2 separate regions of the Homo sapiens genome follow, and region 2 is linked to region 1. A link is a contact called in ENCODE Hi-C or POLR2A ChIA-PET data. All regions are on one chromosome and are shown on one strand. The core of a region is the stretch at or near the end of the contact, and the rest is flanking DNA. Distances in the headings are between cores, read along the strand shown.

The links. Hi-C counts contacts between places; a loop is a spot of excess contacts on that map. ChIA-PET counts read pairs that join two places held with the same protein, here RNA polymerase II (POLR2A). Pooled maps may share reads with other maps.
Region 2: a map of mammary epithelial cell shows a loop between it and region 1 (6-fold over the local background). The contact joins two enhancer-like sites. A Hi-C loop is called at or near these places in 1 of 168 maps with a recorded cell type or tissue (mammary epithelial cell) and 1 of 50 pooled maps. POLR2A ChIA-PET finds 5 or more read pairs at or near these places in 3 of 52 experiments (BJ, MCF 10A and activated T-cell).

What each region holds. Positions count from the first base shown.
Region 1 is chr20:10,998,917-11,004,823 of GRCh38, forward strand. No RefSeq gene overlaps it. Among named protein-coding and RNA genes, the nearest start is that of LINC02871, 25 kb to the right of the region's middle. Within about 2 kb of position 3,020, at least 8 of the 41 ENCODE cell types and tissues checked have a DNase peak (open chromatin) inside an H3K27ac peak, as active enhancers do; they include mammary epithelial cell, where a contact is called at or near this core.
Region 2 is chr20:10,728,046-10,733,975 of GRCh38, forward strand. No RefSeq gene overlaps it. Among named protein-coding and RNA genes, the nearest start is that of LINC01752, 22 kb to the right of the region's middle. Within about 2 kb of position 3,331, at least 2 of the 41 ENCODE cell types and tissues checked have a DNase peak (open chromatin) inside an H3K27ac peak, as active enhancers do; they include mammary epithelial cell, where a contact is called at or near this core.

The DNA.
Region 1 (5,907 bases), core at 1,770-4,269:
CTTTATTGCAGCAGTTAGCCTCTGCTCTTTTATTGTAGTATAATTAGTGTAATATCAAATAAACCTGGTTCAAGCCAAGACAGGGAGGTTTCTAAGTACCAATAAGTTGTCTGTCTTGGTAGAAATTTAAAGGAACATGTTGAGTTTATTATTGTGTGGCATGTTATTTATCAGCAGGAGTGATTTTTGACAAAGAGGCCCCAACATAAATTTTCATTCTATTAAAAAATAATCGCAAAGTCCTGCTCCCAATCCAAGGCCACAAATAATTTAATTAAAGCCTATAAAACAGGACACACAAAAAAGTCACTCTGTTTCCTCCACTCCACAACTTGTATGTGTGGCTTACAATGCATTTACTTTATTATCAGTCTTGATAAACTCTGGGGAAGAAAGCCAGGGGTAACCCACCTAATCCTTTCATGAAATGTCTCTCACATGACTTTGAGTTTGTGGGATCTTTTCTCAGACCCCCATGCCTGAGTGCCTTTTGCTGATGGCCCTTCCCCATGAGTGAGGAAGTTGGGTCACTAGTTGAACACTAGGTTCAAGAGAGCATGAGAATCATGCTTGCAGCTGCAGTTAGCTGAGGGGCTGGTGGAGATCACTGCTCCATGATTCTGTATTCTGAGTTCTGCCATTTTAATGATATCTGTACATGTTTTCTATCTTTGAAGATTCTTGGATTTTTACATATCAGAATCCCAAGGCTGAGATATAAAAATTTTAAAAATTAAACTCTTTGATTTTTAAAACCAGTTATTTGCTAAGTTCATGAAATATCCATTTTCATTAAATGAAGAGGTCTATGTGTCTGAGAATTGCATTGGTTTTCTGTCTGGGGGTATAGTGGTTCTCCCCCTGTCCACTTCTGCCAGTTCTGCCAGCATTATTCTTTCTTTACCCCACAGTGCAGGCTGAGGGGAACACCTGCTCTGCACTCTGGGTCCAGGAAAATATTTCATAGACTCATGGGAAAGACCATGTCTTATGGCAGAATGGAGGCTAATTTGGAGGTTAGGAAACCTTGCTCTAATTCTTGCTCTGCCACCCGTTACTGAATGATCTTGGATAGCTCACCAATTAGCTTCTGTTTCACCTATAGAAGGAAAATGTGGGAGTTGACAACCTCTTATATTTCTTTATAGCTACTTATTATGGCAATAATTGGTCAGCATTGGAAGACATGGCCACTATATCTATGATTTTCACTGATTTTATTTCAAGAGCTAAAATAGCCTAAAGAACCTTAGGATTGCCTCCTGCCCTGGCTCGATTAGCCACCTTTAAGGCTTTGAACTCAAAAAGTCCTTAATGCCTTGGGGTTCATGTCCAGGTGATATTTGCAAATGAATATCAATCCTGAAATAATTTAGAGGTATTTTCATTTAACATGTTTAAAGTGAAATTTTTTTTTTGCTTAAAATGGTATGCTTCAATTATGTGGAATTTTTAATTATAGAGACTTGAAATAATTCATGTGATTCACTAGTCCTGGAACTTCTTATCAAAGGATAGTGGGCCTTTTACCAACTCCATTAGGCTATCTCTACAGAAACACATCCTCATGTGAAGGTTTAGTCAAAGAGTTTTGTTGTTATCCAGAGCATGCTGCCCTTTAAAGAGAAGAAAGCTTTCCTTTTTGGGAAAAGACTTCTCTGATCAATTTTGGCTGAGGCTTAAGCAATGATTTATGGGTTTCAGTTGACCCATTTGTTATTTATCTAGGCAAAATGAGTTTTCTATTGATTGAATGTCTCCCCTGATTACGTTTAATCTTTGGAGTGGGATCTAAGGATGGAAGAAAGAGACATTCATGATAAATGTAGCTTTTTTTCCCTAGGAAAACTTGGGAGGAAGACATACTATACCACATGGTCCTTTCCTTTTTCTGTGGATGGCAAAAAGATGCATCACTTCCCGGAGCTTATGATAGAAGATGCTCCTTCGCCAGTGTGAGACACTTAAAAGGACAATGATTTGTGCAGGGAACTAACCCTGTGTGCTACGTGTCCTTTTGCTCCATTTTACTGATGTGACAATTGGAGCAGAATAGTTTATGTGGCAAATTTTCCCAGCATTTATTTGCACTGCTTACTACATTCACATTCTAGTTTACAAATCTTGACAAAGACAACTGAATAGGTGTTTTGCATGAATGTACTTATTTTGTATTGAAGTATGACACACATGCAGAGAAGTGACATTGTCATAAGCAAATGGCTTGATGGCTTTTACAAACTGAATGTATGTATAACCAACATCGAGAACTAGAAGCAGCTTTTTCAGCCCCTCCTTCCTGAAACTTTTCCTCTCCTTCCACCTTGACCAAGTGTAATCTCTCTCCTGACCTCTGGCAGAATAGGTTAGTTTTGCTTATTTTTATTTTTATATGAGGTGAATCTCTAGTGTCTGGGTTCTTTTCCTGAAAGCTGTGTTTATGGAATTCATCCATATCATTGTATGTGGTTATAGATTCTCATTGCTGTGTAGTAGTTCAATGGCATGAATATACACTAATCATTTATCCGTTCCACTGTTGATGTGCAATTGGAGAATTTCCAATTTAGAGCTATTATGAATAATGCTGCTAGAGCCATTCTAATGCATATCTTCCAGTGAACACATATACGCAGTTCTCTTGGGAATATTCCTAAGTGTGGAATTGCTGGGTCGTAGATGTACATTTTTAAAAATCATAATATTAGAGTCGAGTATGCAGAATTGACTGAATTCTAAAACCAAAAGCTAATTTTTTGAAGTGTGAATTTCTGTTTGGGGAAAGTGAATAATGTGAAGAAACATAACATTTTTATTTATGGAAATAAATTTCATGTCCTCTGAGCTAACATCGCCCGTTCTTACGTCTGAATGGCAGGATGTTGAGTGTGCTGACGCGGTCATTTTCTGCGGGGCTGCTCCCAGCTTAGCATTCTTGCCACATAAACTCTTCTAGCCCAAACCTTGAAATACTGCAGGAAGTGGCATCAGCCCTTTTGTGTTCTTTTCCGGCACCAGGTTGCTCATCTCTCCCTGTGCCCATTTGAGGTAATATACTGACAGTTGTCAAGATGAGTCATGGCTCTTTCTCAGACACACAGGGAGACCAAGTTTGTGACTAATCGACAAATCCTCTGGACACAGGCTGAGCCACCAAGAGCCACCCTCGTCCCGGCAAGTTCAGGCCTGGGCTGCAACCTCTGACAGCCAGAGGGGAAAGCAAACATTGGCAGAACAGTTCTGTTTATTTGCTTCTCTGATTTTGAAGACATGCAGCTTTCTCTCACTCTTCTCCATTTCCTCTAAAAAATTTTATTAATCTTAGCTTATTTATGGCCTTTAGCGTTTGTCTGCCTGTTCATGCATGTGCTCAGAATCTAAGGAGTATGGGCATGAATAGAGGCCTCAGGGGAGATGTGGGCTCAAGCCAAGTCCAAGTGGCCTTTGAGCATTGCTGTCTTCCTGGCCACCTTTCACTCCCTATGACTCCTCTGACTCCTTTGCACAGATGTCATTGGATTAATATAAAGCAGGACTTGAAAACAATAAAGAGAAATAAGACGTGAACAAGAAGGATAAGATGAGTTTTTAAGTGGTAGGTACTGATTATCTGCATAGATGTTTCAGGTCTCCTGAGATTTTTCTGGAAACCATTTTCCCAACTGTCCCAAGTTAGTTTTCAGACATTGCTCTAGAGTTGTGTGTGTATGTGTGTTAGTACAATGTCAGCACTAGGTTTTGCAATCACATATGTGCTGCTAGTTCTGTAGCATCTCCATGGAACTAGCCCTTGCAATTATAACAAAGTCTGATATTGGTTGGCTACAAGTAGGTATTGCCTTGTGTATGAGTTGGGTGATATTTTGAATCCCTGGAATTGTCCTCTTCACTTTGCAACATCCACTCACTCAGAAAAAGCCTTGCATCCCTTGCCTGAAGGGTGGAAGAGGTGGGGGTTTAAATTAGTTTCAAGGGACTGGACAATTTCATTCTCACCTACTGAAAGCACCATGTTTGTTGAAGAGAAACTTTCAGAGTAGGCTCAATTAAGCCCAGACAGTTTGATTTAACTTGTTTTTAATTGTAATGGGTTATTTTTTCTGGCACGGAGCCACCCAGAATTTCATCTGTGAGTTCCCCAGATAATCTCCATCTACTTTCACAATTTTCTCAGCAATATTCAGAATTCCCACTACAGTGGGACCTTCTCCCCTCCCCTGTTTTTGTATTCTTTACATCATTCAAGGGTTTGGAGATTAGAAGGCATCCTCTTGGTGAATTGTGGCTGGGAGAGGGGGTTTCTGCAGGAATACTCTTCACAAATCTACAGTCTGTCTTCAGAGGCCAAACTTGTTTCTTGTAGAACTAGAAGTCTCCAACAATGGCAGGCCCCCTTCCTATATTCAGCAATTCCTTCTGTGTCTCAAAATCAGGGAGTTATTGCCTAATCTTTATTACAAAGAAGGGCCTGTTACCATCTCGGTTGGAAAGAGGAGGAATGGAGGAGTTAGTGTTAGGGAAACCAGTGCCCATTAACCTACCACGGTGGTTTGTAAAGTGTGGTCCCTGGATCAGCAACATAAGCATCACTTGAGGACCTCTGAGAGAAGCACACTTACTGAACCAGAAATTCTGGGGCTGGGCTTTTAACAGGTTTTAACAAGCCTTCCAGGTAATTCTCAAACAGGCTACAGTTTGGGATCAACTTCTTTCATCAAAGATTGCTTTTGCCAGTCTTAAATAGTAAGACTGTAAATTTTGGAAGAAGTATCTCTGGGTTTTTCTTCTTCTTCTTTTTTTCTCCATTTTCTTCTGTTTTTCAGTGGTGGTAACTTGTACTGCAAGACAACAGGTATAAAAAAAACCCATGTGAAATATTAGCTGCAATTTCTTTAAGCCTGGGCTCTCTTTTTCCCAGTGGAAGACAGAAGAGCTACTGCAAAATATATTGAATGTTTATCCCCTCACCTTGTATATATTTGAAAAACGATTAAGTCTCTAATCTTAAGTTTCTGAACTGAATGCCTTCCAGACCAGGCTATCTCTCTGTCTTGATTTTTCTGAATAAAGTTATTAACTGCCTTTTTTGATGTATTCTTTTGCACGGTGGCTTCAAAATAGTGTTTTGGTTTTCTTTCCTTTCCTTTTGTTTTTTTCTGGAAATTTCTCCCAAGGGATTCTTAATTATGGACCTCTGTTGAGTATATATGATAACACAAAACTCTGGTTATGGCTGGAAAGCATAGAATTCAGAAGAAGGCTGTCTTACCACTGCTACACCAACAAGTCGAGATAGGTGTTCCACAGTTTGTCCATTACAGGATAAATAGAGAATGGAAGGGCTCACTTCCTGAAACCTCAGTTGATGTCTAACATAGTGCGGGAAGGAGAAGTCATGGAGCAACAAATCATCCATTGTTCATTTCCTTGTCAAAGTTCTGGAAAGCTTTGGTGACTACCCATTTAATTATGAGATTTAAAATCACCTTATTAAAGTATAATTTATATACAATAAAATATTAAATATTAAATATAGAGTTTGATGAGCTTGATGGATGTATACAACTGTCTCACAAATTACAATATATAACATTAATTATTATTATTATTATTTAGATACAGGTTCTCACTCTGTCACCCAGGCTGGAATACAGTGGTATGACCACAGCTCCTTGTAACCTCAAACTCCTGGGCTCAATCAATCCTCGCACCTCAGCCTCCCAAAGTACTGAGATTACAGGTGTGAGCCACCGTGCCCTCCCATAATATATGATATTTTTATCAGCCAGAAACTTCCCGGATGTTCCTTTGTAGCCAGCCCCCCATCCCTGCCCTATGCAGCCACTGATTTGATATCTAGCACTACAGATTAACCCTCCTTCTCCTAGAACTTCATACAAATGGAAT
Region 2 (5,930 bases), core at 2,081-4,580, 270 kb before region 1:
TTTGAATAGAATTCTCTTCTGTTTAGAAAGCCCTCCCTTCATCTGCATAAGTCCTAATTCTGTCTTTCAAGACCCACCTCAAAGGCTTTCTCAGTGCAGAGTTCCTGCCTCAGTTTGTTCCCCTTAATTTCAAGTACTCTCTCTTTCTGCTCAACCCCTCATTGCTTATTATCTGGGTCTCTCTTAGGCATGTATCACTTTCTGCTTCGTACGAGAATTATTTAGTGTCAGTCTATTCTCTGCTTGTAGACTTGAGATCAAGATAATTGATCAACTTGCCCTTGTATTCTTTCTCAAGGATTGGAACACATCTTGAGCTTGTTGCTCACAATTATTTGCAGAGGGAACACGAGCTTCTTGAGCATCATGAAGGCAGGAATGAGGACTCCATCACCATTGTGCATTTCCTGTCATGCAGAGGTCAGGGCCAGGCTGACAGCAGACCTCATAATGAGCATAAAAAGCTGGCAGGCATTTTGTTTTGCTTTGCAGCTGTAATGTGTATTCTCACCTGCTCAGCTGCCTTTTGAAAGTCATTGATATAGACCTTCAGAGCCACAAAAGAACAGTTCGTCCATCTAGTATGGAGGTGAGGAGAGCAATTACCCTGATTCTGTTCATGACGTTCATAGGCTAAAAGAGGTAAAATGCATTTCAGATAATTAGAGGCAGGCTCTTAAAATGCATAATAATAATCTTTGTTATGCATCTTCTACCCGAGGTCATTTTTCCAGTAAGTATTTTATGGCATGTTTCCTTTGAGGTAATTTGCTGCCGCATGCCACTGTCTTTAGAGCGGATCTTCTGAAGGAGCCTGAAAAGAATCTAAAGTAACGGTTTAGAACTTTTATAGTTCTGTATCTCTAGTGAGGTGCATAAACGGTTTGAGTTGAAAGAACTTGGAGGACGGTGGCAATAAGCTTCTGGTAGGGGCAGTAGGAACTCTGAAGGAATAAATTAAAGTACTAGATGAACTTTATACTGCTCAACTGCTCAGCATGAGTCAGTCCTAACTTCCCAGCTTGGGTCACAAGTTTATCCTCTCAAAGGGCTGTGAAAGCAGCCACAATGGCAGGGGATGATGGATAAAGTTGTCCTGAGGAAGGGTGTGCATGGAAGTTCTGTTTGGGTTTTAAATTCCCCAAGAAGGTTCAAGAATTTTTCGTAGTCTAAATTCAGTAAATGAGAAGAAAAAGCAGGGGATGGAGAGGCTCACATCAATCATTTGTCTTAATTGTATACATTTCGATATCACATAGAGAAAGTTTGCTTATAAGTATAAAATCACAAGGGGAAAGATTTTTTGATTACTCGATTGCAAAATTAAAAAGTATATACATATTTTTAATTTAAGTGTTAAATTCAAGTTCCTTCATATATGTCCTTCTCTTAATGCACAAAGGCCTAGAGCTATGCCTGTTAGAACATGTTGCTAATCTCTCTTGCAGTTGAAGTAGCTCTGAGTTTTCCATTGATAAGAAAAATCAGATTTTTAAAAAATGATAACTCGTTGTCTTTCGGAAATGGAAACTGTATGCATAGTTCCTAAGCCAATGATGTAATTGGACATTTTAGTGTAATTGCTTTGATTCTCATATTCACAGTAGTCATATGTTAAATATGGGCTCGTTCATAGATGTTATAATGTAAGAATGCTTAAAAAGAAGACCTAGGAAATAAAATATCTGTGCCTTGGTTTGAGGTGGAATTCGAAGCTCCCCGGACATTTCACATAGAATGGATTCACAATGTTTATCTCAAACACTATGTAATATAAAGCAGGGCCTAAGAACTTTGCTTTAGAGTTGTATTGCTTGGTTGAAATTCCAGCTTCACCAGTTTAGCTGTGTGACCTTAGTCAAGCCACTTAACTTCTCTGTACCTGTATTTTCCCAGCTGAAAATGGAAATAAGCACAGAACATGTCTGTTTTAGTCAGCTTTTATTACAGTCCTGCTGTGTAACAAATAGCCCCTTCCCTAAACAAATTTAGTGCCTTATAGTCACAGATATTTTATTTCTCCTTTAATTATCTGTAGGTCAAGTATGACAACTCTGTTACTGGCTGACAGTTGGATTCAGGTCTAGTCCACTGATATGAGGCTGAGAGAGCAGTGGTTCTCTGAGGCCAATGTGAGAAGCATGAAAGAATGAACTGAACCATTTAACAACCAAGGCAGAGGCTTTGCTTGCATATATTTACATTTCATTGGTAAAGCAAGTCATATGGCCAAGTTTAACATTGAGGGGTGGGTCATCATGCTTTTCCCATGGAAGGAGGAAGGGACAGTGAGTAGTTGCTGAACAATAACATCTACCTCACTATTCTGGGGTTGCTGTGAGTGATAACTGATGTAATACACATTTGCTTGTGTCATAGTAACAGATCAAGATGCATTTCTCATTATTATTATGTCTTACAAAAAAGGTGGTGCCATAAACTGAAAGGAAAACAAAGGACAAAAGGACCTCTGAGAACCCAGTCAGGCATTACTGATATTCATGGTCCAACTTGCCCCGAGTCTCTCCTTTATTGCCAGCTTCTTCCTCTGCTATTGTAGAACCTGAAGGATTGTTAGCAATCTGGGAACAGAGGGGAGAAGTTTATCTCTCTCTTCTCTCTCTCTTCCTCATCCAGGCTGATGCTTAGTTGAGCACTGACAACTCCTTTCATAATGGTCCAAAAGTGTCACAAATTTGATTTCTGGGGGCCTATGGTAGTGAGTCAAGAATCTTAGGAAGTGCATAACTTCTATTAATTTTCTCCTCTCCTCTCTTCCCCTTTCCCTTCCCTTTCCCCTTCCCCTTCCCTTCCCTTCCTTTCCCCTTCCCCTTCCCTTCCCTTCCCTTCCTTTCCCTTCCATTCCATTCCCTTCCCTTTCCCTCCTCTCCCCTCCCCTCCCTCCCTTCCCCTCCCCTTCCTTCCTCCCTTTCCTTTTCCCTTCCCTTGCCTTCCCTTCCCTTCATTCCTTTACCTTCCCTCTTTCCTTTCCTTCCTTCCTTTTTCCTTTTTCTTTTATTTATTTATTTTTAAACAAAATGAAATTTCCATCAGGCGAATAGATTATATCACAGTATTTACTATCACCATTAACCCATAGAGTGAGTTTGGTTTGGTGTCTTGGAAGTAGGTGCTGAGACAGAGTTTGGTAAACAAGATGTTTACTAAGCATTAATGCCCATGAAAAGAAGGGGTAAGAAGTAAGATTGGGTGTTATAAGTCCGATGAAGCCTCAACCAACCAGACATAGACTCTGAAGCCAGCATAGCCCTCCAGAGCTGTCCTGAGTTGAATTGAGATGACTAATCATTTAAATTTCTGAATAGATCAGTCATTTGGTGTGGGCTGCCCAAGAACGGACGTGGCTTGGGTGTGGTGACTGTGGAAAAGGCAGACCCTGAAGGAGCTGGCAGCTAGAGGCTGCATGCAGATTGTACACCTACAACTGGGCAGCAAGCCTTTCCTGAAAAGGAATCTGGGAGGTGCTTCCCATGTCGACCACATAATCTAGCTCATTGTACACATTTAATAAACGTTAGCTGTTATTATTATTGCTATTTATCCTTGATGTCTGTATATGTACATTTTTTCTATCTCAGCCTTCTTTCTGTCCCCCCAACTGCCCCTAGATGACATTATTTTCCTCCCATGCTTGGCACAATCCCTAAGAGAGCTGTTTTTGATGCCAAGGGCTGTGATGGTAGTAAGATCCATCCGGCTCCTTTGGCTCTGAGCCCTGGAGAACAATCTGGCTCCTGTGTTTACTCTTGAGTTTTCAACCTCAGCTTATCCAACCTCAAGCAGGGATGGAGGAGACCCCAGCAGAACCCCAATGTCCATCAGACTTGGATCTCTGCCCAAAGTCTATTATAAACAATACCATAAAGCCTCTAAGATATGATTCTATCATTCCAAGAAGGAGTCTTAGATATTAGAAAAACTAGGCTCATATCTTTTTTTTTTTTTTTTTTTTTTTTTTTTTTGAGATGGAATCTCATCTCACTCTGTCTCCCAGGCTGGAGTGCAATGGCACGATCTCGGCTCACTGCAACCTCTGGCTCCCAGGTTCAAGCAATTCTTCTGCCTCAACCTCCTGAGTAGCCGGGACTACAGGCGTGCACCACCATGCCCAGCTAATTTTTTATTTTTAGTAGAGACGGGGTTTCATCATGTTGGTGAGGCTGGTCTCGAACTCCCGACCTTAGGCGATTTACCCGCCTCAGCCTCCCAAAGTGCTGGGATTACAGGCATGAACCACTGTGCCTGGCCAACTAGGCTCGTATCTTATAGAATAATGGAATGTTGAAATAAAAGAAAAATTAAAATCAGCTTGTTCATTTTCTTCCTCTTAAAGTTGAGGAAACCAAAGCTTAGAGAGCCACGATATGTTCTCATTTACTCAACTCTTTATTGGCAAGAACTGGGGTGGAGCCTGGAATCTTAGGCCAGTCATTTTCCATGTCATCTTACAATATGCAGATAGCACTGGCATTTTAAAATGTAGCTCAGAGATGGAATTGGATTTGCTGGGTGTGGTGGCTCACCCCTGTAATCCTAGCAATTTGGGAGGGCAAGGCGGGTGGATCACCTGAGGTCAGGAGTTCGAGACCAGCCTGGCCAACATAGTGAAACCCTGTCTCTATTACAAAAAAAAAAATACAAAAATTAGCTTGGCATGGCTGTGGGAACCTGTAATCCCAGCTACTCAGAAGGTGGAGGCATGAGAATCACTTGAACCTGGGAGGCACAGGCTGCAGTGAGCCGAGATCACACCACTGCACTCCAGCCTGGGAGTCAGAGTGAGACTCCATCTCAAAAAAAAAAAAAAAAAAAAGAAAAAGAGTTGGAATTGGACAACGTGGTTCAAATCCTGGCTCAAACATTTAGAAGCCATGAAATTATGGGCAAGGGACTTAACCTATATCAGCGTCAATTTTCTCATTTTTAAGAGGCTACTTTATAGGGTAGTTGTGAGAGTTAAATTAGAAATGGATGAAAAGGGCTTAGATTCTATGATGATGATTTTAATCACAAATCTTATCTGTATTTAGAAACATACAGTGATGCTGCCTTATAAGGGAGTATGTCTGTTATCCAGTACCACAATGATGCAGTGTATCAATAATGCAACACCTCAGTAACATACAAAATTAAACATGTGTGGCTCATGCATCTGTGGTCAGCTTTGTCTAAACTAGCCACCTCCACTGATTTTGACTGGGCACACTCACATGCCTGGGTGTCAGCTGGCTGTTGGCTAATCTAGGATGGCTTTTCTTGGGTCAGTTGCAATCACTCAGCTCTGCTCCATGTGTCTCTCATCCTCCAGCAGGCTAGCCCGGGCATGTTCATGGTGGTGGTAGAAGCACAAGAGAGGAAGTATTCAGGCATCTTAAGGTCTAGGCTTGGACTTGTATGCCATCATTTTTTATTTTTTTTTATTGTCTAAAACAAGTCACATGACCATCTCCAGGGTCAGAGGAGAAGGGCACTACAAAGTCACATGGTAGAATGAAAAGGGCAGGGGAAAAAGACCACACCACTTGATGGGAGTTGCAGTCACATGGCAAAGATAGTGGACATAGAAAGGGGTGGAGAATTGAGGCCATTAATGTAATCAGTCTAGCACTGGGAGACATTTTACAATATGCCTCAGTTGACCCCACTGTGTACAGGGTCCATGATGCTCTATTCCATGTTGATTTCTGCTTAGGAAGGATCTTTATTGTGAGATTCCTTTATACTTGATTGAAATATTATAATTCTTTCCTCATCATGATCCAAGGCTGACATCCCACCCCAGAGGACCAATTCTTCCTCCCTTTACACACCAGCTCGATGGGAACACAAAGTTTTAGAGGTGGAAGGGGCCTCACAATCTGCTTTATTTTACAGATGGAGAACCTAAAGTCCAGAGGATTTTAGCAACT